Regions from separate parts of the Homo sapiens genome. Here region 2 is linked to region 1. Evidence: chromatin loops called from intact Hi-C (ENCODE). Cell type or tissue: right lobe of liver. All regions are shown on one strand. Each heading gives the region's core, and the rest is flanking DNA. Links, peaks and the distances in the headings are about the cores only.

What was found. Peaks named below come from ENCODE experiments on the same cell type or tissue, not always from the same donor. Only the 100,000 strongest peaks of a DNase experiment are listed, where the experiment ranks them.
Region 2: it touches region 1 in a loop (4-fold over the local background); 5 of 110 quality-filtered maps call a loop at or near these places.

Annotation. Positions count from the first base shown.
Region 1 is chr21:14,619,891-14,631,088 of GRCh38, reverse strand. It overlaps a transcript of SAMSN1 not described here. Among named protein-coding and RNA genes, the nearest start is that of SAMSN1-AS1, 43 kb to the right of the region's middle. In right lobe of liver, for the core only: no CTCF peak of the experiment used is centred there; no DNase peak of the experiment used is centred there.
Region 2 is chr21:14,679,775-14,690,972 of GRCh38, reverse strand. No RefSeq gene overlaps it. Among named protein-coding and RNA genes, the nearest start is that of SAMSN1-AS1, 100 kb to the right of the region's middle. RefSeq lists enhancers at 4,072-4,171, 4,192-4,241 and a silencer at 6,450-6,559. In right lobe of liver, for the core only: no CTCF peak of the experiment used is centred there; no DNase peak of the experiment used is centred there; H3K27ac peaks cover 3,118 bases.

The sequences.
Region 1 (11,198 bases), core at 1,123-9,122:
TCCCAGAACCTTTCACAAAAGGTCTTAAAAAACCACTTAGAGTCTAGTGTCTTATAAATGGGTAAATGGACACATTGAAAGGTGACATGTCATCTTAGAATAGGTGAGTAATGGAGAAGTCAAAGTAGGTGACTCCCAAGTTGGTATTCTAACCACTTAACTGCATTTCTTACTTGGCTTAAACTATTAAAATTGAGAGTTTTTTGTTCTGTCTTATATTATCATCAACATTGACATAGCTATTAATAACATAGACACTAAAGGAAGAAAATGAGATTAACAATGGCATCCATCAGCTAGGTCTTCATCAAACTATGGACAAGAGGAGTCAATGTCAAAACAGTGCACGTAATCTTTTCCTTGACTTTGAGATTGTGTAATGACTCATAACAAGCCAATATGTAAAACACAGATTACGTTGACTAAAAAGACTGCACTTTTCTTTCATTTTTATTGTTTCCTGTTATATCTATGATTACATACAGCTGTTCTTCTGCCACCAATTCACATATGAACACCTTTTGGTAGTTTTAATTGGTTTCGTCCCGTAAATAGAGACTTATGTTAAAATAAAATGAAATCAATAGATGAAGGTTAATTGTGCTCTGTTCTTTTTTTTATTTCCTAGGCTTACAGGAGAACTACTAATTGAATCTGATGAAAGCCATGGTTATCTCTTTAATCATCTCTAAAAAAAAAAAAAGCTGTAAAGCAAAAAAGCCCATTCCTACTTTAATTTTCTCTTAAAAGCATTTGTCATCACTACTGACATTGGACCGAACTACTATAGATCAGGAAGCATGGATTGTTTCTACAGAAAGGGATTTTAAAGTTCCTGTTCATCAGCCTTCGTTTTATACATGGACACCTGATTGAGCTGTGGGTGGGTTCCTGGGTCTTGTCCAGTTTAGTAGCAGCCCTGGGAGAGCAAGCCAGGTTCTGGGGTACCAGTTCAGTGCTTTTCCATTGCAAAGATGGAATTTGACATTTTTACCCATCGGATTTCCTATCACATTTTTTTGCAAGTTTGCTTGGCTTGCTCTTGTTTCATTTGTGGCTATGAAGATTAAAGAAGATAATAAGTGGCAGGAAACATGGCACTTAATAAACATTAGTTGTTCTTTCCCTTTCTAAAACCTTGTGTAAATATAATTTTATAAATCACATTTAAGGACACTTAAGAGACCTCTGTTTTAAGACATCTGGAAGGGAATCTTTTTGCAAAGGAGGAATCTTTTATAATGCAAATAACCATCCCCTAGGTAACCTGTTTTGCCATCCTGGATATTTATAGTGCTCTGAGAAGAGTTTGTTGCTTTAGGATTGATATAAAGCTCTCTTCGCACACTAGTAGACAAATGGCAAAGTTCGTGCAATTTACCAGCCCTCTTCCTGATGGATTATGGCCCCGTGCATTCTCCAGGCGCTATAAGCTACAGGACCTGCCCTGCGATGAGAGGCTGTGTGTGGATGCTGTACACCACCCTCTTAGAGAAAGCAGAATTCACTAGCTGTATGGGGTTGTTTCTTGAAGACAGGAGCTGGACAGGCTGGCAAGCAAGCCTTACTTTTCCCATCAGAAAGAGCTGATTGTAGCTTTTCCTTCTTCATTTTATTCTCACAGGAGGATAAAATCTGTTTTCCCTGAGAACCATAACATTATTACAGTAATATGCTGAGGGGGCTCTCTAATGCACAGACTGTCATCTAAATTCATTGGTTCCTGAAGTGTCCGCTTTTAATTAACTGTGCTGTCATAAATTGCTGGGCATTCTTTGATGATGATGATGGCAGCTACAAAATAATTAATACCTTTAAAACACATCAGTGTGCTGTTTACACACTTGTCTTCAAATAGTACTAAATTATTAGTATTAGGGCTTGAAGAAGGGTGTTCTTTCTGAGTTATTTAGTAGTGACATGTGGTATTACATTTCTCTGCATTTTTGTAGCTAATCTCCCTTCTGGCTAATAGTGCTTCTTTGTGAAATTTCTGACCTAGATGATCAGTAGATTTTGGATCTATGCCGTCAAGCATAGAAGTAGTATCAGGTAGTAGTGAAGACACCACGCACAAAACCCTAGTTTTATCACTTACTAGTTGTGTGAGCTTAGGCAAGAATGTTGACTGCTCTGTGCCTCTGTTTACCCATCTATAAATTTACCTATAAATTGAGGTTAATTGTAATAGTATCAACCCTACAGATTGTTGTGAGGATTAAATTAATTACTACACAAAAAGCATTTAGAACTATGCTTGATACTGTATGTATTCCACCGTTATTATTCTGCAAATGTGTAAAATCAAGAAATCACAAAAAGGATAGGATTTTATCCTTGTCATTCTTAGTAACTTGCTTTTTAACTGACTGGGCTCTGACATTTACCAACATTCCCCTTTGCCAAAGTGATCTCATTCATAACTTGGGAGACTTTTCTGTCACTGGAATTTTTCCATTCATTTGCAATCAGGTATGGAGGAAGGCAGTAGGACTTTTTCACATTTGTGATGACTTGTTACCAGTCACATAAATCTTCTCGTTTTGAAAATACAGTTGGTAGCTCAATATATATTTTTTCATCTCTCTGATTGCCTTAGATACACTGAAAAATTAGTCTATGAACTTTTTCTTTTTTTAATTTTAAAATTGTTTTATTTTATTATTTCATATTTTAGTTGACACAATAATTGTACATATTTGGGGAGTATACAGTGGTATTTCAATATATATCATGTATAGTGATCAGATCAGAGTAAGTAGCACGTCCATCATCTCAAATATCATTTCTTTGGGTTGGTAACACTCAACATCCTTATTTTAGCTATTTGAAACTATAATATATTATTGTTAATCATCCTATAGTTCTATGGAACACTAGAAGTTATTCTTTCTATCCAGCATAATTTGTAACCTTTAATGAAATGATTTTAATCTCCTATCCCATTGATTGGATGCTGTTGTGTTTCATCGTGTATATTTGTCTTTGTTTTAATTGATATTTTTAAGTCTTATTGCAGAAATTTCTTTCTATTACTATAAAAATAATTTCAGCTCCTGGTACCATCCTGTCTATTGCTGGACTAGAGCAAACTTTGTCTCACTTTTTGGGTGAGGATATTCAACATGGAAGGAGAAATGGTGCTCCCCAGACAAGGGAGAAGTCTCAGGAACACAAACCCCTTTTCTGTATCACATTTCCTAGAATCACTTATCCTCGTAGTTAACTCCCAAAATGCTTCCTTTAGCCTTAAGAAGATAATATGAAATAGCTTTCTATTAATTATGCCCTGAGAAGCTCGCAGCATCATTTTACTTTTTTTTGTTTTTGATTTGATGTTAGTGTATCCTCATATTTGTTAAAAATTTTAGTTCAATTTAGTACATTTATTGAGCATTCATGCTGTGCATGACAATGCTCACTGCTACTAGGGGGATCTCTTTCCTCACAAAACCCTGTTGATATTGGCCATGGGCCTCCAGACAATTTGTAGAACCACCTTTCAAAGTACAAGTATGTGTGAGAATAGTCTTCCTAACAGCCTTCAATTCTAGATCAGTTTGGAGTCAGATCAAGTCACACTCTGAGTGCTTCCATCTTGAGCATATCTAAATTGAGGCAAGGATGGAGAGTATTCAGAGAACAAGAGAGTCCTTTTGTTTTCCAGGAGTCTATGAGGAAGTAAAATTTGGTGAAAAATTTTGGAAGACTAAATGTTTATATGACTTTTATTGGGGTATATGCATTTATGCACCTAACATTAGCTCCAAGTCTTATCAAGCTCTCCTGGTGTTTATATTGCTTTTTTTTTCATTATACTTTAAGTTCTAGGGTACATGTGCACAACGTGCAGGTTTGTTACATATGTATACATGTGCCATATTGGTGTGCTGCACCCATTAACTCATCATTTACATTAGGTATATCTCCTAATGCTATCCCTTCCCCCTACCCCCACCCCATGACAGGCCCCAGTGTGTGATGTTCCTCACCCTGTGTCCATGTGTTCTCATTGTTCAATTCCCACCTATGAGTGAGAACATGCAGTGTTTGGTTTTTTCTCTTTGTGATAGTTAGCTGAGAATGATGGTTTCCAGCTTCATTCATGTCCCTACAAAGGACATGAACTCATCATTTTTTATGGCTGCATAGTATTCCATGGTGTATATGTGCCATATTTTCTTAATCCAGTCTATCATTGATGGACATTTGGGTTGGTTCCAAGTCTTTGCTATTGTGAATAGTGCCACAATAAACATACGTGTGCATGTGTCTTTATAGCAGCATGATTTATAATCCTTTGGGTATATACCCAGTAATGGGATGGCTGGCTCAAATGGAATTTCTAGTTCTAGATCCCTGAGGAATCGCCACACTGTCTTCCACAATGGTTGAACTAGTTTACAGTCCCACCAACAGTGTAAAAGTGTTCCTATTTCTCCACATCCTCTACAGCCCCTGTTGTTTCCTGACTTTTTAATGATCACCATTCTAACTGGTGTGAGATGGTATCTCATTGTGGTTTTGATTTGCATTTCTCTGATGGCCAGTGATGAGCATTTTTTCATGTGTCTTTTGGCTGCATAAATGTCTTCTTTTGAGAAGTGTCTGTTCATATCCTTTGTTCACTTTTTGATGGGGTTGTTTGTTTCTTTCTTGTAAGTTTGTTTGAGTTCTTTGTAGATTCTGGATATTAGCCCTTTGTCAGATGAGTAGATTGCAAAAATTTTCTCCCACTCTATAGGTTGCCTGTTCACTCTGATGGTAGTTTCTTTTGCTGTGCAAAAGCTCTTTAGTTTAATTAGATCCCAGTTGTCAATTTTGGCTTTTGTTGCCATTGCTTTTGGTATTTTAGACATGAAGTCCTTGCCCATGCCTATGTCCTGAATGGTAATGCCTAGGTTTTCTTCTAGGGTTTTTATGGTTTTAGGTCTGACATGTAAGTCTTTAATCCATCTTGAAGTAATTTTTGTATAAGGTGTAAAGAAGGGATCCAGTTTCAACTTTCTACATATGACTAGCCAGTATTCCCAGCACCATTTATTAAATAGGGAATCCTCTCCCCATTGCTTGTTTTTGTCAGGTTTGTCAAAGATCAGTTGATTGTAGATGTGTGTTATTATTTCAGAGGTCTCAGTTCTGTTCCATTGGTCTATATCTCTGTTTTAGTACCAGTACCATGCTGTTTTGGTTACTGTAGCCTTGTAGTATAGTTTGAAGTCAGGTAGCGTGATGCCTCCAGCTTTGTTCTTTTGGCTTAGGATTGTCCTGGCAATGCAGGCTCTTGTTTGGTTCCATATGAACTTTAAAGTAGTTTTTTCCAATTCTGTGAAGAAAGTCATTGGTAGCTTGATGGGGATGGCATTGAATCTGTAAATTACTTTGGGCAGTGTGGCCATTTTCACAATACTGATTCTTCCTATCCATGAGCATGGAATTATCTTCCACTTGTTTATGTCCTCTTTTATCTCATTGAGCAGTGGTTTGCAGTTCTCCTTGAAGAGGTCTTTCACATCCCTGGTAAGTTGGATTCCTAGGTATTTTGTTCTCTTTGAAGCAATTGTGAATGGGAGTTCACTCATGATTTGGCTCTCTGTTTGTCTGTTATTAGTGTATAAGAATGCTTGTGATTTTTGTACATTGATTTTGTATCCTGAGACTTGGCTGAAGTTGCTTATCAGCTTAAGGAGATTTAGGGCTGAGACTATGGGGCTTTCTAAATATACAATCATGTCATCTGCAAACAGGGACAATTTGACTTCCTCTTTTCCTAATTGAATACCCTGTATTTCTTTCTCCTGCTTGATTGCCCTGGCCAGAACTTCCAACGCTATGTTGAATAGGAGTGGTGAAAGAGGGCATCCCTGTCTTGTGCCAGTTTTCAAAGGGAATGCGTCCAGTTTTTGCCCATTCAGTATGATATTGGCTGTGGGTTTGTCATAGATAGCTCTTATTATTTTGAGATACATCCCATCAATACCTAATTTATTGAGAGTTTTTAGCATGAAGGGCAGTTGAATCTTGTCAAAGGCCTTTTCTGCATCTATTGAGGTAATCATGTGGTTTTTGTCGTTGGTTCTGTTTATATGCTGGATTATGTTTATTGACTCATGTATGTTGAACCAGCCTTGCATCCCAGGGACAAAGCCCACTTGATCATGGTGGATAAGCTTTTTGATGGGCTACTGGATTCGGTTTGCCACTATTTTATTGAGGATTTTTACATCGATGTTCATCAAGGATATTGGTCTAAAATTCTCTTTTTTGGTTGTGTCTCTTCCCGGCTTTGGTATCAGGATGATGCTGGCCTCATAAAATGAGTTAGGGAGGATTCCCTCTTTTTCTGTTGATTGGAATAGTTTCAGAAGGAATGGTACCAGCTCCTCCTTTTACCTCTGTTAGTATTTGGCTGTGAATCCATCTGGTCCTGGACTTTTTTTGGTTGGTAGGCTATTAATTATGGCCTCAATTTCAGAGCCTGTGATTGGTCTATTCAGGGATTCACATTCTTCCTGGTTTAGTCTTGGGAGGGTGTATGTGTCCAGGAATTTATCCATTTCTTCTAGATTTTGTAGTTTATTTGCGTAGAGGTGTTTATAGTATTCTCTGATGGTAGTTTGTATTACTGTGGGATTGGTGATGATATCCCCTTTATCATTTCTTATTGTGTCTATTTTATTCTTCTCTCTTTTCTTCTTTATTAGTCTTGCTACCAGTCTATCAATTTTGTTGATCTTTTCAAAAAAACAGCTCCTGCATTCATTGATTTTTTGAAGGGTTTTTTGTGTCTCTATCTCCTTCAGTTCTGCTCTGATCTTAGTTATTTCTTGCCTTCTGCTAGCTTTTGAATGTGTTTGCTCTTGATTCTCTAGTTCTTTTAATTGTGGTGTTAGGGTGTTGATTTTAGATCTTCCCTGCTTTCTCTTGTGGGCATTTAGTGCTATAAATTTCCCTCTATACATTTCTTTAAATGTGTCCCAGAGATTCTGGTATGTTGTGTCTTTGTTCTCATTGGTTTCAAAGAACATCTTTCTTTTTGCCTTCATTTCGTTGTGTACCCAGTAGTCATTCAAGAGCAGGTTGTTCAGTTTCCATGTAGTTGAGCAGTTTTGAGTGAGTTTCTTAATCCTGAGTTCTAGTTTGATTGCTCTGTGGTCTGAGAGACAGTTTGTTATAATTTCTTTTCTTTTACATTTGCTGAGGAGTGCTTTACTTCTAACTATGTGGTCAGTTTTGGAATAGGTGTGGTGTGGTGCTGAAAAGAATGTATATTCTGTTGAATTGGGGTGGAGAGTTCTGTAGATGTCTATTAGGCCCGCTTGGTGCAGAGCTGAGTTCAATTCCTGGATATCCTTGTGAACTTTCCATCTTGTTGATCTGTCTAATGTTGACAGTGAGGTGTTAAAGTCTCCCATTATTATTGTGTGGGAGTCTAAGTCTCCTTGTAGGTCTCTAAGGACTTGCTTTATGAATCTGGGTGCTTCTGTTTTGGGTCCATATATATTTAGGATAGTTAGTTCTTCTTGTTGAATTGATCCCTTTACTATTATGTAATGGTCTTCTTTGTCTCTTTCGATCTTTGTTGGCTTAAAGTCTGTTTTATCAGAGACTAGGATTGCAACCCCTGCCTTTTTTTGTTTTCCATTTTCTTGGTAGATCTTCTTCCATCCCTTTATTTTGAGCCTATGTGTGTCTCTGCACGTGAGATGGGTCTCCTGAATACAGCACACTGACGCTGATGGGTCTTGACTCTTTATCCAATTTGCCAGTCTGTGTCTTTTAATTGGAGCATTTAACCCATTTACATTTAAGGTTAATATTGTTATGTGTGAATTTGATCCTGCCATTATGATGTTAGCTGTTTATTTTTCTCGTTAGTTGATGCAGTTTCTTCCTAGCATTGATGGTCTTTACAATTTGTCATGTTTTTGCAGTGGCTGGTACTGGTTGTTCCTTTCCATGTTTAGTGCTTCCTTAGGAGCTCTTGTAGGGCAGGCCTGGTGGTGACAAATTCTCTCAGCATTTGCTTGTCTGTAAAGGATTTTATTTCTCCTTCACTTATAAAGCTTGGTTTGACTGGATATGAAATTCTGGGTTGAAAATTCTTTTCTTTAAGAATGTTGAATATTGGCCCCCACTCTCTTCTGGCTTGTGGAGTTTCTGCTGAGAGGTCCGCTGTTAGTCAGATGGGCTTCCCTTTGTGGGTAACCTGACTTTTCTCTCTGGCTGCCCTTAACATTTTTTCCTTCATTTCAACTTTGGTGAATCTGACAATTATGTGTCTTGGAGTTGCTCTTCTCAAGGAGTATCTTTGTGGCATTCTCTGTATTTCCTGAATTTGAATGTTGGCCTGCCTTGCTAGGTTGGGGAAGTTCTCCTTGATAATATCCTGCAGAGTGTTTTCCAACTTGGTTCCATTCTCCCCGTCACTTTCAGGTACACCAATCAGATGTAGATTTGGTCTTTTCACATAGTCCCATAATTCTTAGAGGCTGTTCATTTCTTTTTACTCTTTTTTGTCTAAACTTCTCTTCTCATTTCATTTCATTCATTTGATCTTCAATCACTGATATCCTTTCTTCCTGTTGATTGAATTGGCTACTGAAACTTGTGGATTCGTCACGTAGTTCTTGTACCATGGTTTTCAGCTCCATCAGGTCATTTAAGGACTTCTCTACACTGGTTATTCTAGTTAGCCATTCGTCTAATCTTTTCCCAAGCTTTTTAGCTTCTTTGCGGTGGGTTCAAACTTCTTCCTTTAGCTCGGAGAAGTTTGATCATCTGAAGCCTTCTTCTCTCAACTTGTCAAAGTCATTGTCCATCCAGCTTTGTTCCATTGCTGGCGAGGAGCTGCATTCCTTTGGAGGAGGAGAGGCACTCTGGTTTTTAGAATTTTCAGCTTTTCTGCTGTTTTTACCCCATCTTTGTGGTTTTATCTACCTTTGGTCTTTGATGATGGTGATGTACAGATGGGGTTTTGGTGTGGATGTCCTTTCTGTTTGTTAGTTTTCCTTCTAGCAGTCAGGACCCTCAGCTGCAGGTATGTTGGTGTTTGCTGGAGGTCCACTCCAGACCCTGTTTGCCTGGGTATTAGCAGCAGAGGCTGCAGAACAGAGAACATTGCTGAACAGCAAATGTTGCTGCCTGATCTTTCCTCTGGAAGCTTCATCTCAGAGGGGTACCCAGCCATGTGGGGTGTCAGTCTGCCCGTACTGGGGTGTGCCTCCTAGTTAGGCTACTCGAGGGTCAGGGACCCCCTTGAGGGGGCAGTCTGTCCATTCTCAGATCTCTAACTCCATGCTGAGAGAACCACTACTCTCTTCAAAGCTGTCAGACAGGGACATTTAAGTCTGCAGAGGTTTCTGCTGCCTTTTGTTTGGCTATGCCCTGCTGCCAGAGGTGGAGTCTACAGAGGCAGGCAGGCCTCCTTGAGCTGCGGTGGGCTCCACCCAGTTGGAGCTTCCCAGCCACTTTGTTTATCTACTCAAGCCTCCCCCAGCCTCTCTGTGACCTTGCAGTTCGATCTCAGACTGCTGTGCTAGCAATGAGTGAGGCTCCATGGGCATGGGATCCTCTGAGCCAGGTGTGGGATATAATCTCCTGGAGTGCCGTTTGCTAAGACTGTTGGAAAAGTGCAGTATTAGGGTGGGAGTGACCCGATTTTCCAGGTGCCATCTGTCGCAGCTTCCCTTGGCTAGGAAAGAGGATTCCCTGGTCCCTTGTGCTTCCCAGGTGAGGCGATGCCTTGTCCTGCTTCGGCTCACACTCAGTGGGCTGCACCCACTGTCTGACAAGCCCCTGTGAGATGAACCCAGTACCTCAGATGGAAATGCAGAAATCACCCGTCTTCTGTGTCACTCATGCTGGGAGCTGTAGACTGGAGCTGTTCCTATTCGGCCATCTTGGAACCACCCTGTCTATTACCTTTGAAGTTTCATAATCATCCTCTTTGCTACATGTCTACTGGAATTTTAAAAATAAACTGTCATGTCTTCTTTGAAAATCTGTAGGAAATTTGTTGAAACATAGGAAGCCAAGAAATATCCAGAAACATACTTATTCAGTTTGCGTGTGGCATTTTTGGAATCACTGTATTTTAATATTAATATAACCATTTTAGTTATGCAAGTGAACAATCTTCATTTTTGCAAGAGAATGAATTAAACAAAATAGAAATTGAATTAGCTTATTTTAATAGGAATTTATATGTGTGTTATACATATTTACATATGTGTTTGTACCCATGTTCAATTCACTTCAAAATCAGAATTCTATCTAACTATTAATAAACAATGTATCTAATAAGAAATGTCATCTATATGTATCTCCAGTGTGTTTGACATCATGTAAGGATTTTATATAGGTTAACTCATTTAATCTTTAAAGCTAAAAAAATGGAATTCAATAGGATTCTGAGATCAACAGTCACTGGTGATAGATAATTGAAAGAAAGACTACTTGCAATTCTTTTTTGCATCTAAAACAATGAGGGGTACATGAAATGCTACCTTAAAATATCACACATTGGCATACTGAATGTATTAGATCATGTTCACACTGCTATAAAGAAATATCCAGAACTGGGCAATCTATAAAGGAAAGAGGTTTAATGGACTCATAGTCAAACCACTGTGAGGGAGGCCTCAGGAAACTTACAGTCATGACAGAAGGGGAAGTAGGCAGAATGTACCTTCTTCACATGGTGGCAGGAGAGAGTAGGAGGAACTGTTAACCACTTATGAAACCATCACATCTCGTAAGAACTCACTCAGTATCACGAGAACAGCATAGGGAAAACCACCCCCATGACCCAATTCCCTCCAAGTTCCTCCCTCAACACCTAGGGATTACAATTCAAGATGAGATTTGGGTGGGGACACAAAGCCTAACCATATCATTGACTATCTTGAAGTGAAGGAAATTAAGAAAACAGCAGAAGCAGGAAGATATCTCTGACTTTCTCTTGCCCCTTCTCTCCTAAAGTGGACCATAGAAACCGAAATTTCCATTGCCCCTTTCTCCCCTGAAACAGGCCATAGAATTATAATTCCCCCTCTCTCCTTCTACCCTGAAGCAGGCCATAAAATCTAAGAAGATCACTCTCTGAATTACTCTCCCCTTCTCCTCCTCTGAAGGCTCTCAAATGACAGGTATTCTGCTCTATACTCAGAGAAAAGGGATGTCACACAGAGACGCCA
Region 2 (11,198 bases), core at 1,120-9,119, 60 kb before region 1:
GGAAACAATGTGCAACTCACCTGGTTAGAGGCTTTTTTGCACAAATTCAAACTCAGGCCAGGTTGCTCAATGGGTCTTCAGAGAAATTACAAACACTGGAGTGAATCCCAGCCAAGGGGAGCTGTGTTAACAGACTTCTCCCAGCCACCTAACTTTGGCAATTGAGATCTTTGGCAAAGATGAAGCATTTCGTCTCTTCGAGGTAATGTTGAATTGGCTTCATCTATATGTTGCCACTAATAATTGTTATAGAAGACATTAAGATTAGAGAAACCAAAATAACCACCACAACAGACAACACAGTTTTTCCAAAGTATCAAGATCAAGCAAGGCTGGGGGCCAGATATCAGTGAGCAGAGAAGGATATGATGGAAATCTCTGTTCCCCTGCCAAAGGAGAGGAGTTAACTACACTGAGCCACCTAAGCCATCTGTATATGCAGAATGACCTTGGCAGAAGTGGAACACATTATTTGTTTCCATGGAAGAAGAGTTTTTTTGGAGGTTTTTTTTGTTTGTTTGTTTGTTTTTTCAATCAGGCGACATGGTCTGGTGCAGAGGTGTCCTCATTTTTACTGCCAAGACCTCCTGGGCATCTGATGAAATGTTGTGAACTTCTTTCACGTTTTTGATCTAACTTTGTCCTTTGTGGATGCCTTAAAATTAATGGATTAAAAACGTCAGCAGAACTCAACTCTTTTTTTTCCTTCTCCTCCTCCAATTATAAGTAGAAGGAATGATCCTCTGCAATCATCCTTTTGATTATGTCACTGTCTTTAAATAACTTGAAAAGAATTCTTAGTTTTAATTTGCATCAAAATAAAATGTTCTGACTCTCTTTCTTTGTTCATCCCGTACCTTGCTGTTCTTATTTTGTGTTGCACATCACTCTCACCTCCCGTCTGCAGCCAGGCATAAACTATGCCATCCTGCTTGCCTTATTATTTTCCTACTTTAAGATTTGCCACTGCCCTCACTTAAAACATCGCCCACACCCCTTTCCATGAAACCAGGCCGTTTATCTCTGTCCAAACTTTGTTTAATTTTTAGAACTTTATTGCCACTGTCCTATGTTATGTGCACATACCTGTTTCTGACACTTTTGTAATCTATATGCATTTATGTTGTCTTCACTACCAATCGTTTGTAAGTTTCTTAAAAACAGGGGCCCTATATACTTCTTCTTTGTCATTTTCTCAGTACAAGGCTTATCATTGTTAGTTGATTATTGGTTCCATTTACATATCAATGAATACCATGCGATATGGCTTGGCTGTGTCCCCACCCAAATCTCATCTTGGATTGTAGCTCCCATAATCCCCATGTGTTGTGGGAGGGACCTGGTGGGAGGTAATTGAATCATGGGGTGGGTTTTTCTCATGCTGCTCTTGTGGTAGTGAATAAGTCTCAGGAGATCAAATTTATAAAGGGCAGTTCCCCTGCACACCCTCTCTTGCCTGCTGCCATGTCAGATAAGCCTTTGTTCTTCCTTCGCCTTCTGCCATAATTGTGAGGCCTCCCCAGCCATGTGGAACTGTGAGTCCATTAAACCCCTTTCATTTATAAATTACCCAGTCTCAGGTATGACTTTACTAGCAACATGAGAACGGACTAATACACCATGCTACTTTGATTTTCACTCAAGCCTGGGCAGACTGTATTACTTTGTTCTCCGATTATTTTTTTCCATTTTCTATTTGTTCAGGTTTCTATAATATCTCAAGTCTTAAAATATTTCCCTTGAAATAGCAATAAGAGTGGTCTCTTTCAGCACACAGTGAATCTATTCAAGTGTGCCAGGTCACGCTTTGGAAAGTGTAGAGGGTGTAAGGAAAGTAGTAAATCCACAAATTCCTTTGCGTCCATCCACTCAACAGATACTTGACTCTGTACTTACATTCATGTTAGGTTCTTTCTTATTTAACTTGTCAGTGGCCAGTGTGTCTGTTACTTTGTTTATAGCATAGCCTTCTAGAGCTATCACTTTTCTATAGATTAATTTACACTTTCTAACTCCTACTATAGTTCTATGTACCCAGTCTCCCTCAATTACTTTTTGATGATAATTAAACCACCAAACGTATTTTCTTTAATATTTCCAAAGGAGGAAAATTGTAAATAATGACATTTTCCACATAAGCCAGAGACTTGAGTGTCAGCCATAATCTTGTCACTTGTTATGAGAGCCAAATCTACTAACAAAAAAGCCCCCAGAGGTGAGCACTGGAACCCCGTAGACCTTTGAATATGGAGAATTCGGGCCTAAATGTGTATCTGTGGGCATGTGAAACATCACTTGTTTTCAGAATGTCTCATACTGACTCCAGACAACCTTCTGGTGGAAACCTGTCCTCAAAGGCTAGTATCAGTCATATAATTGCTCCGCAGTCACCTTGCCTCTCATGATGTGAGCCCTACTCTGAGATCATTGTCCTAATTTATAGTATTTGAAAACAAGCAAAAGGATAGACTTGAAGATATATTGACTAAGTCTCTAGTCCAGGAGGTCAAAAATCTTCCATTGTGCTGAAAATGTCAAATTTAGCCCTTCAACATTTCTCTAAACAGCTCTCTGCAATTAAGCCTCACTAACAAAAATAACCAAATATTGAGAAAGAGTTGACAGAATTAAGTTTTGCATGAGGAGAATACTACTCTTACATTTCATTAGAATTCTGGCTAGAAAAAAACATGGTGCTGATGGGATCCCTGAGGCGTGTGAGTTAGAGAGCACCTATAACATAGCTTTGTGAGGCATGTGTAGGTGGGGGAAATTTTGGTTCAAATTCTAAAGGTGACAAATTGATATGAGCTTATTATTTATATTTCCAATTTGAGCATTATGTAAGACTGCCTCCCTCAGAATCAAGAGCACCTTGTTAAAAATGCCCCACAGGCCTGCTGGGCCATTCTCCTCTAGGGGTTGTATTGAGGGAATCCACCTTTTTTTAACAAGCTCTGCCAAGTGATTCTCATGTTCAGTAAAGTTTGAGGGCCGCTGATATACACTAAAATAGGAAATCAGAAATATTCACTGAATGCTGTGCACTGGGCTAGGTGCTGAAATACAAGAGTAAACAGACTCACTTCAAGAATTCCCAAAGGCAAATCATAACCCCATTCCTACAGTTATGCATTCCTACAGAGTGCACGCAAACTCTAAAGCTTGAGGACTGAGTTTTCAAGTAGGTTACTTTTAGTTTCTGTAAATGGAAATGCATTTTCTTATCAATTAAGCTAAAAAATAGTCAAATTTATTTAAGGCATTCATAAACTGTTCTCTTAGCTGATGAAAAAATTGTGCAAAGTTATTTGCTTAAGCCAGTCTGAGAAGTTCTGGCAGAACTGGTAGAGAAAGTTATATTTTGGGGCCCCATCTTCTTTCTTTGCCTGTTACATCTCCATGGTGTTTCATCAAGGAACCCCTGGACTCCTGGCCTTTCTTCTGCTTTCCTGTCATAACCACTCTAATGACATGAGTATAATGGAGAGAGCTAAGCTGATAGTCACAAGAAATGGGTTTGTGACTCACACTAAATATGTGGTGTGGCTTTCAGCAAATTCTTTAAACTCTTTCAGTTCCTTTATTTGCAAAAATAAAGGGTAAGGTTATAGGAGCCCTGATATTCTTCCTGGTCCTCTTTCCTCAGTTCTGGGTTGCAGGCAGGAATGATAACTATCCCCCTAGTATCATTGTTGGCTTCACCCAGGGGGAAGAGTGGATGTGTTTAAGGCTTATGCTGGGCATTCCATAACCGTTTCTTTATTCACTATGAAGAAACAATTTACTCAACACTTCACTTTACCTGCCCAAAGTGGAGCTATTTATTTATTTTGCAAGCACATACAGGGCCTTGTGATGCTCCAGGAACTGATCTAAGAGCTTTGCTTAGAGTTGACAGTAACTATTCATTTTTATAACAAGCCTGGGAGGAACTATTATTGTCCCCATTAGACAGATGGAAGAATGCAAAGCACACAGTCTGCTCATGGTCACGGACACCGGAAACCAGACAGTCTGGCTCCCATAGTCTGCGTTCTCAACCATTGTTCTGTGGTCTGTGCTGAAGGTCAGAGGACAGGGAATGGAGTGGAATGTGGGCAAGTCCACTACATTCTTTGCCAAGGACTCTGCATAAATTTGGTGTGGCAGAAGAGATCACAATAACTCTGAAAACATTTAAAATAATAAATGATAATGTACACGAATTCCAGCCATTGGGTACTGCTTTGGAAGACATATCAGTCTGGGGTCACACAAAAACCAGAGTGAGAACATTGAGAATGTGAAAATGAAAGTTGCAACACTTCTTAAACACCTTCTTTCGCACGTCTGTCTATAACCCTTCTCACAGGTTGCTTCTGCTCTAGTTCCAGCTCAGCTGAAATCCATCCTACCTGCAGCCTCAGATGCTAACTTTATCTTCTCTGTCTTAATTATTTAGATCCATATACGTTTACTTTTTGTAGTTTTAATAAAATCCCCTTTACAAGGTCTAAGAGATTACAAATGTAATGTGTGGTTGGGATAAATGTTGTTATAGAAATCATCACTAAGTCTCGTTTCTCATCTGGCGTCCCTCATTCCGGGGCCTGGAACCTTGATTGTGACAGTCAGGTTTTCTTTTAACTAAAGATTTTATAAGACCACAAACAACAAAATGGTTAATTAAGAATAATTATGTCACACCTGTAATCTCAGCACATTGGGAGGCTGAGGTGGGCAGATCACAAGGTCAGGAAATCGAGACCATCCTGGCCAACATGGTGAAACCCTATCTCTACTAAAAATACAAAAATTAGCTGAGTGTGGTGGTGCATGCCTGTAATCCCAGCTACTCAGGAGGCTGAGGCACAAGAATCGCTTGAACCCAGGAGGCGGAGGTTGCAGTGAGCCGAGATCACACCACTGCACTCTCAGCATGGTGACAGAGCGAGACCCCGTCTCAAAAAACAAAAAAACGAAGCATAATTATGGATTGGGAACAACTGTATCTGCAACTCAATATATAGTAAAATCCAGCATAATTATTTACTATAAATGGAATGATAGGTATTTCTAATATTAATTTCCAATTTTGCCTTGTGAGTAAATGGTTATACATAGCCAATTGGAACTAAGAAAAGAATTCTATTCAGGGTTGGTTTCAATTGCTAAATTTTTCTACTGCTAAAATTCTGCTGAATTTCTTAAGTAACATGTGATTGCACCCTGGGATGTCACTTCCTTATTTCAAGTTCCTTTTGCTATAAGCAGACAGTTAGTTCTCAGCTTTTGCTCAAGTAATTTGTCAGTGCATAATGTAACTAAAAACTTTCTATCATTTCGATTTTTAAAGGGGTTCACTCTCAGCAACACGCCTCTACCAAATGCCTGCTATTAATTAGTTATTGCCCTGGGGATGGTTTTCATGAGTGAAATATGGCCCTGAAGTTTTCTGTTTCCATCAAAAGTCTCTGTCTTCTTGCTCAGCTGACTTTATGCTCTTTGCCTCATCAAAGTTTGACTGAGCACTTACTAAGTGTTAGATACTGCTGGACTCTGAGATTACCAACAAGAATAAAATACAACTTCTTTTTTCTGGTAGCCCACTCTTCAAAGTGGGCCAGCTGCATACACACCTACAATATTATTTGAAAATTGTCATGATAGAGATATGCCCAGGTACCACAGCAAACTAAGATAAAGCTATCAACTGCATATTAGCATAGTGGAGGCTGAGAAACTTTCACAGAAAAAGTGACTTCTAATTTGATTTTGAAAAGGGAGTTGAAGTTGGACAATAAATGATGGTGAAGAGTCCAAAATACAAGGAGAAGCAACATGTGCAAAAACATGGAAAAGTTAGAAAGTTGGTGCAGTTAGAGGACCTTAAAAGGAGTATGATATGGCTGGGCATTAAGTGTTTGGGGCAGATGGTGACCCTGGAATGGCAGAGGTCTTTTGGGGTTAGATCATAGAAAGTCTTGCAGTTGACTGTACGCAGTGGCTCATGCCTGTAATCCCAGCACGTTTGGAGGCCAAGGTGGGCAGATCACAAGGTCAGGAGTTTGAGACCATTCTGGCCAACATGGTGAAACCCCGTCTCTACTAAAAATACAAAAATTAGCCGGGCGTGGTGGCGCACACCTGCAGTCCCAGCTACTCTGGGGGCTGAGGTAGGAGAATTGCTTGAACCCGGGCAGCCCGAGATCGTGCCACTGCACTCCAGCCTGGGCAACAAGATTGAAACTTTATCTCAAAAATAATTCTTGCAGTCTATGCTAAAGTCTTTGGCTTTGTTCTGAAGATATTCATCTTGAATGAATTCCAGGCCTGTTTTAGAATATGAAGGACGCAGTGCATTGTCAACCAAGAAAAATAAGCACTGATGCAGAAAAACCCAAATGTATATAGATTTTAGAAGGTATTTCAAGACTCAAACTCCAGATTAACATATGGTACTTTAGATGAAGAAAAAGCACTGACTTAGGTAGGGGAGTGGCATATCCACACCGGTCAGCAAGGGAATGAGTTTGTTGGTGCTAAAGTAAATGGCATGCAGTGAGCCTGGTAAGTAATTACAGAGCTGGTCAATAAGGCATGGGCCATTAAAAATGAGGTGGGAGTGATGGTGGCTTCTGATGTGAGTTTTATTATTCGATGTGGTATTACTAGAAAGTATTGATTAATTGGATATAGTGGAGAGGTGAAGTGGCCCAGAAAACAGGAAGTGAAATTAACTGACTTCAAGGCACCACAAGAAGTAGCTCAGTGTAGCCCAGGCTGAGACCCCAGATGGGTCAGAAGACCAGTGTTCGGCTAGTCAATGTTTTGCCCTTTTGTGTTTTATTTAGATTTCAAAAGGCCCTTGCTACATTTAAGAGATTGATTCCTCCCAGCCGGGCACGGTGGCTCATGCCTGGAATCTCAGCACTTTGGGAGGCCTAGGAGGGCAGATCACCTGTGGTCAGGAATTCAAGACGAGCCTGGCTAACATGGTAAAACCTCGTCTCTACTAAAAATACAAAAATTAGCTGGGTGTGGTGACATGCAGCTATAATCCTAGCTACTCGGGAGGCTGAGGCATAAGAATTGCTTGAACCCAGGAGGCAGAGTTTGCAGTGAGTGGAGATCATGTCACTGCACTCCAGCCTGGGTGACAGAGTGACTGAGACTCTGTCTCAAAAAACAAAGAAAAGAAATAGATTCCTCTCCCCTACCCTCCTTCCTTCTCTCCTTCCTTTCTTCCTCCCTGCCTCCCTCCCTCTCGCTTGTTTGTTTTTTTCCCCTTCCCTTCCCTCCCTCCCTCCCTGCCTTCCTTCCTTCCCTCCTTCCTACCTTCCTTTCTTCCTTTCTTCTTTCCTTCCTTCCTTCTTCTCTCCTCTCTTTCTCTCTCTGTCTCTCTCTCCTTTCCTCTTTTGCTTTCTCCATTCAGGCTACTATAACAAAACGCCTTAGACTGGGTAATTTATAAACAACAGAAATTATTGCTCATGGTTCTGGAGACTGGGAGGTCCAAGATCAAGGTGCCAGCAGAGTTGGTGTCTGATGTGGGCCTGTTTCTCATAGATGGCACCTTCTCTGTGTCCTAACTTGGTAAAACAGCCAAACAGGGTCCCTCAGGCCTCATTTTATAAGCACTAACCTAATTTAAGAGGTGACCTAATCACCTCCTAAAGGCTGCATTTCTTAATACTATCACATTGGGTATTAGGTCCTAACACACATTCTGGGGGAACACTACCATTCAGACCACAGCACTTCCTTCCTTTCCTTCCTCTCTCCCTGTTCCCTCCTTTCTTCCTCATTTCCTTTCTTTCTTTTGCTTTTGTTAACAGGAAGAGGAATCTACAGATTAGTTAAGCTAAAAATGTAACCCTACTATTGTCTAAAATTATAAATTTAATTAGCTAAAACAGTTTTTATAACCATTTTATAGCCACAATTATTAATTCTAAATATTCAGAGACACTAAAGTATGACATATGTAATATATTATTCTTGTCATATATTTATCCCCCTACTTGATCCACATTTTGTAGGTTTATTTTTAAGGCAAATTTAAATAACTAAAAATGTTTTCAGTTTTCTACTGAATATTTCTGTATAAACTTTTAGTCTGAACTTCCTTTCTTAATTCTAGGTTACAATAACATATTAATGTCTTTGAAGTGTCTATCTAATTTGAACATTGGTTCAATGGTACCCATACAACTACGTTTATGTACAGACATGTTAGATACACTCAGTCATCTAGGCTGTAAAACAAAAGCCTTTCTTTAGAGCTTTCACTTATAATGTGACAACTTTTTGAAAGAGTAAGATATTTGGCCTAGTTTTAAAGGCTTGGCAAAAAGTAGATGTGGAGATGCATGATCAGCCTTTTATCTAGCAATCTATTATTTCTAGAATTCTAGGTCAGGGATAGCACAGCTGAGAAAAAGACAACATTAAACTCACATAAATCTCACCTGTATATCTGACAGAATAATTAATAGCATTTTTGTTCCTAAATGATCTTCTCCCATATTCTTTGCAAAACAATAGAGTTTTCCATGTGCCACACAATATCCACCCAACTTGCATATAGTAAGGTAGAGAGTTTTCAGAAAGTATGAGTGGAGAATTACTTTTGTGAAAACATGGGCAGAGAATCACGACTCCTTAAGCGCATGCCAGACAATGATACACAGAAGTTCTTTGCAGGAGAATGAATCAGGCCTGTCATCTGAATAGGAGTACTGGGATGACAACAACCATCACACATTCTCAGACTGTTCTCTAGTTTGTTCCTGAATGGAAATTATTTTAATGGGAAATTCTAAAAAGCATTAAATTATCTGTATTTTCCCTTGATTTAAAAAGCAACATATACTGTTTCAGAAAACAATTGAAAATACAGCAATTAGAAAGTAGAAAATTAAATCCACAATTCTATCATTTAGAGAGAGAAAAACATAAACATATCCTTAAATACAAACACACATATAGACAAAGAATACTATATACAGAGCTGTACAAACTATTTATAAAATAAAAAATGCACATTTATCTATTTTAGTAATCTCAGTTCAAATATACACAGAGGGGAACATTGAAGGAGCACACAATAACTGATTTGTGGTTGGCCCACATTACCATTGTGAAATCTGGTGGGTTGGCAGAAATAATTTTTTTTTTACTTTATTTTTTTAAAAGAGTGAGCATTACTGTTTTTTGTTAAAGAGGGACCATTGAAAGTAAATTTTCTAGCAACAAAATTTACCCCAAGAAGGAATATTATGAAACAGACTCAAAGATTTTTATGAGATACGGACATAGTGGTTCTTGATTTTCTTATTTTATTTTATTAAGTTCTGGGATACATGCGCTGAATGTGCAGGTTTGTTACATAGGTATACATGTGCCATGGGGGTTTGCTGCACCCATTAACCTGTCATCGTTTCAAGCCCCACATGCATTAGGTATTTGTCCTAATGCTATCCCTTCCCTTGCTCTCCTCCCCCACAACAGGCCCTGGTGTGCAATGTTCCCCTCCCTGTGTCCATGTGTTCTCATTGTTCAGCTCCCACTTATAAGTGAGAACATGCAGTGTTTGGTTTTCTGTTCCTGTGTTTGTTTGCTGAGGATGATGGTTTCTATTTCATCCATGTCCCTGCAAAAGACATGAACTCATTCATTTTATGGCTGCACAGTATTCCATGGTTCTTGATTTTTCTAAGGCAACACGATTAATCATTTCTTCACATTTTGCCTTTGTTTCAAAAGGATTTGTGGTTTCTTAAAATAATACACAGATTTGTTTTGAAACAAACATTACAGATAAGGAGCTAAATTATATTATAAATGAGTGCATGTAATATGAAAAAATAATAACTAAGTTCAGTAAAGTTACTACCAATTTATAGCTTGGTGCCCAGTTCTGACCTTCATGTTAACCACCTCTGATGGGAAAGAAACAATGAGCTATCGTACATCTTTCATAGACTAATAGGAGTTAATATGGTCAGGATATTTTCTAGTCTTAAATCCTGAGAATGATTTGTTTTAATTGATACAATCTTTTCCAGGTTTTTCTCTATTTATTTATATATTTTCAAATTTTCAGAAAGTTTCTTTATAGAGCCAGCCTTTCCTGAGTGCTATTATATATGAGACGTTATACTAGAGCTTTACGTCGGTATTCTGATTTTTTCCTCCCAACAGCTCATTGCTATAAGTACTACTATTACTCTCATTGAAAGCTGAGAAAACTGACACTTGGAGACTTTTAAGAACTTGCTGAACGTAACCTCTCTAGCAAATGGGCAAACTGCTTTGGAATCTATGGCTTTTGAATTCTAAATCACATATAGCCCACTCTTTTCATTGGGTTTCTGTAGTGAACTTTAGTAAAAGTGTAAGGTTAGGCATAATATCTATGTGAGGTTGTTAGCTATTTCTCTGGGGAGCTAGAATATAGATTAAAAACACGCAGATAAAGCATCAGTGAAAATAGGTGGACATGGGTCCTCAAATTTTAGTATTAGTATTACCTGGAGAGTCGTTAAAACACAGCTTTCTGGACATCACCCACAGGATTTTTGTTTCAGTGAGTCTGAAACAAAAATTTGCATTTTTGCCCAAGAATTTGCATTTCTAACAAGTTGTCAGGCGATGCCTATGCCGCTGGGTCAGTGGTTCATAAACTTGAAGTCACATTGGAATCACCTGGAGGGAATTTTAAAATTCCTGGGCTTTATCTCTTTTAATTAATCTTGGATGGGTCCAGGCATCCATAGGTTTTATGAGTTCCCCAGGTGATTCTAATGTGCAGTGAGGTTGCATACCATTGTTTTACACTTTCCCTATTTAATATCACTTGCTTTGGTTGGGCTTGAGACAGGGCATTGAAAAAAAGACAACTTAAAATTAGATCCTTGACCAGTTCCTAAAAGGAAGGGATTATGCTATTGATTGAAAGGAGTTGGCAGGCAAGTAGGTGCCACGGTCATTGATATGGTTTGACTCTGTGTCCCCACCTAAACCTCACCTTGAATTTTAATAATCCCCACGTGTCATGGAGAGACCCAGTGGGAGGTAATTGAATCATGGGGGGGTGGGTCTTTCCATGCCGTCCTCATGAAAGTGAATACATCTCACAAGATCTGATAGTTTTCTAAGGGGGAATTCCCCTGCACACTGTCTCTTGCCTGCTGCCATGTAAGATGCCCCTT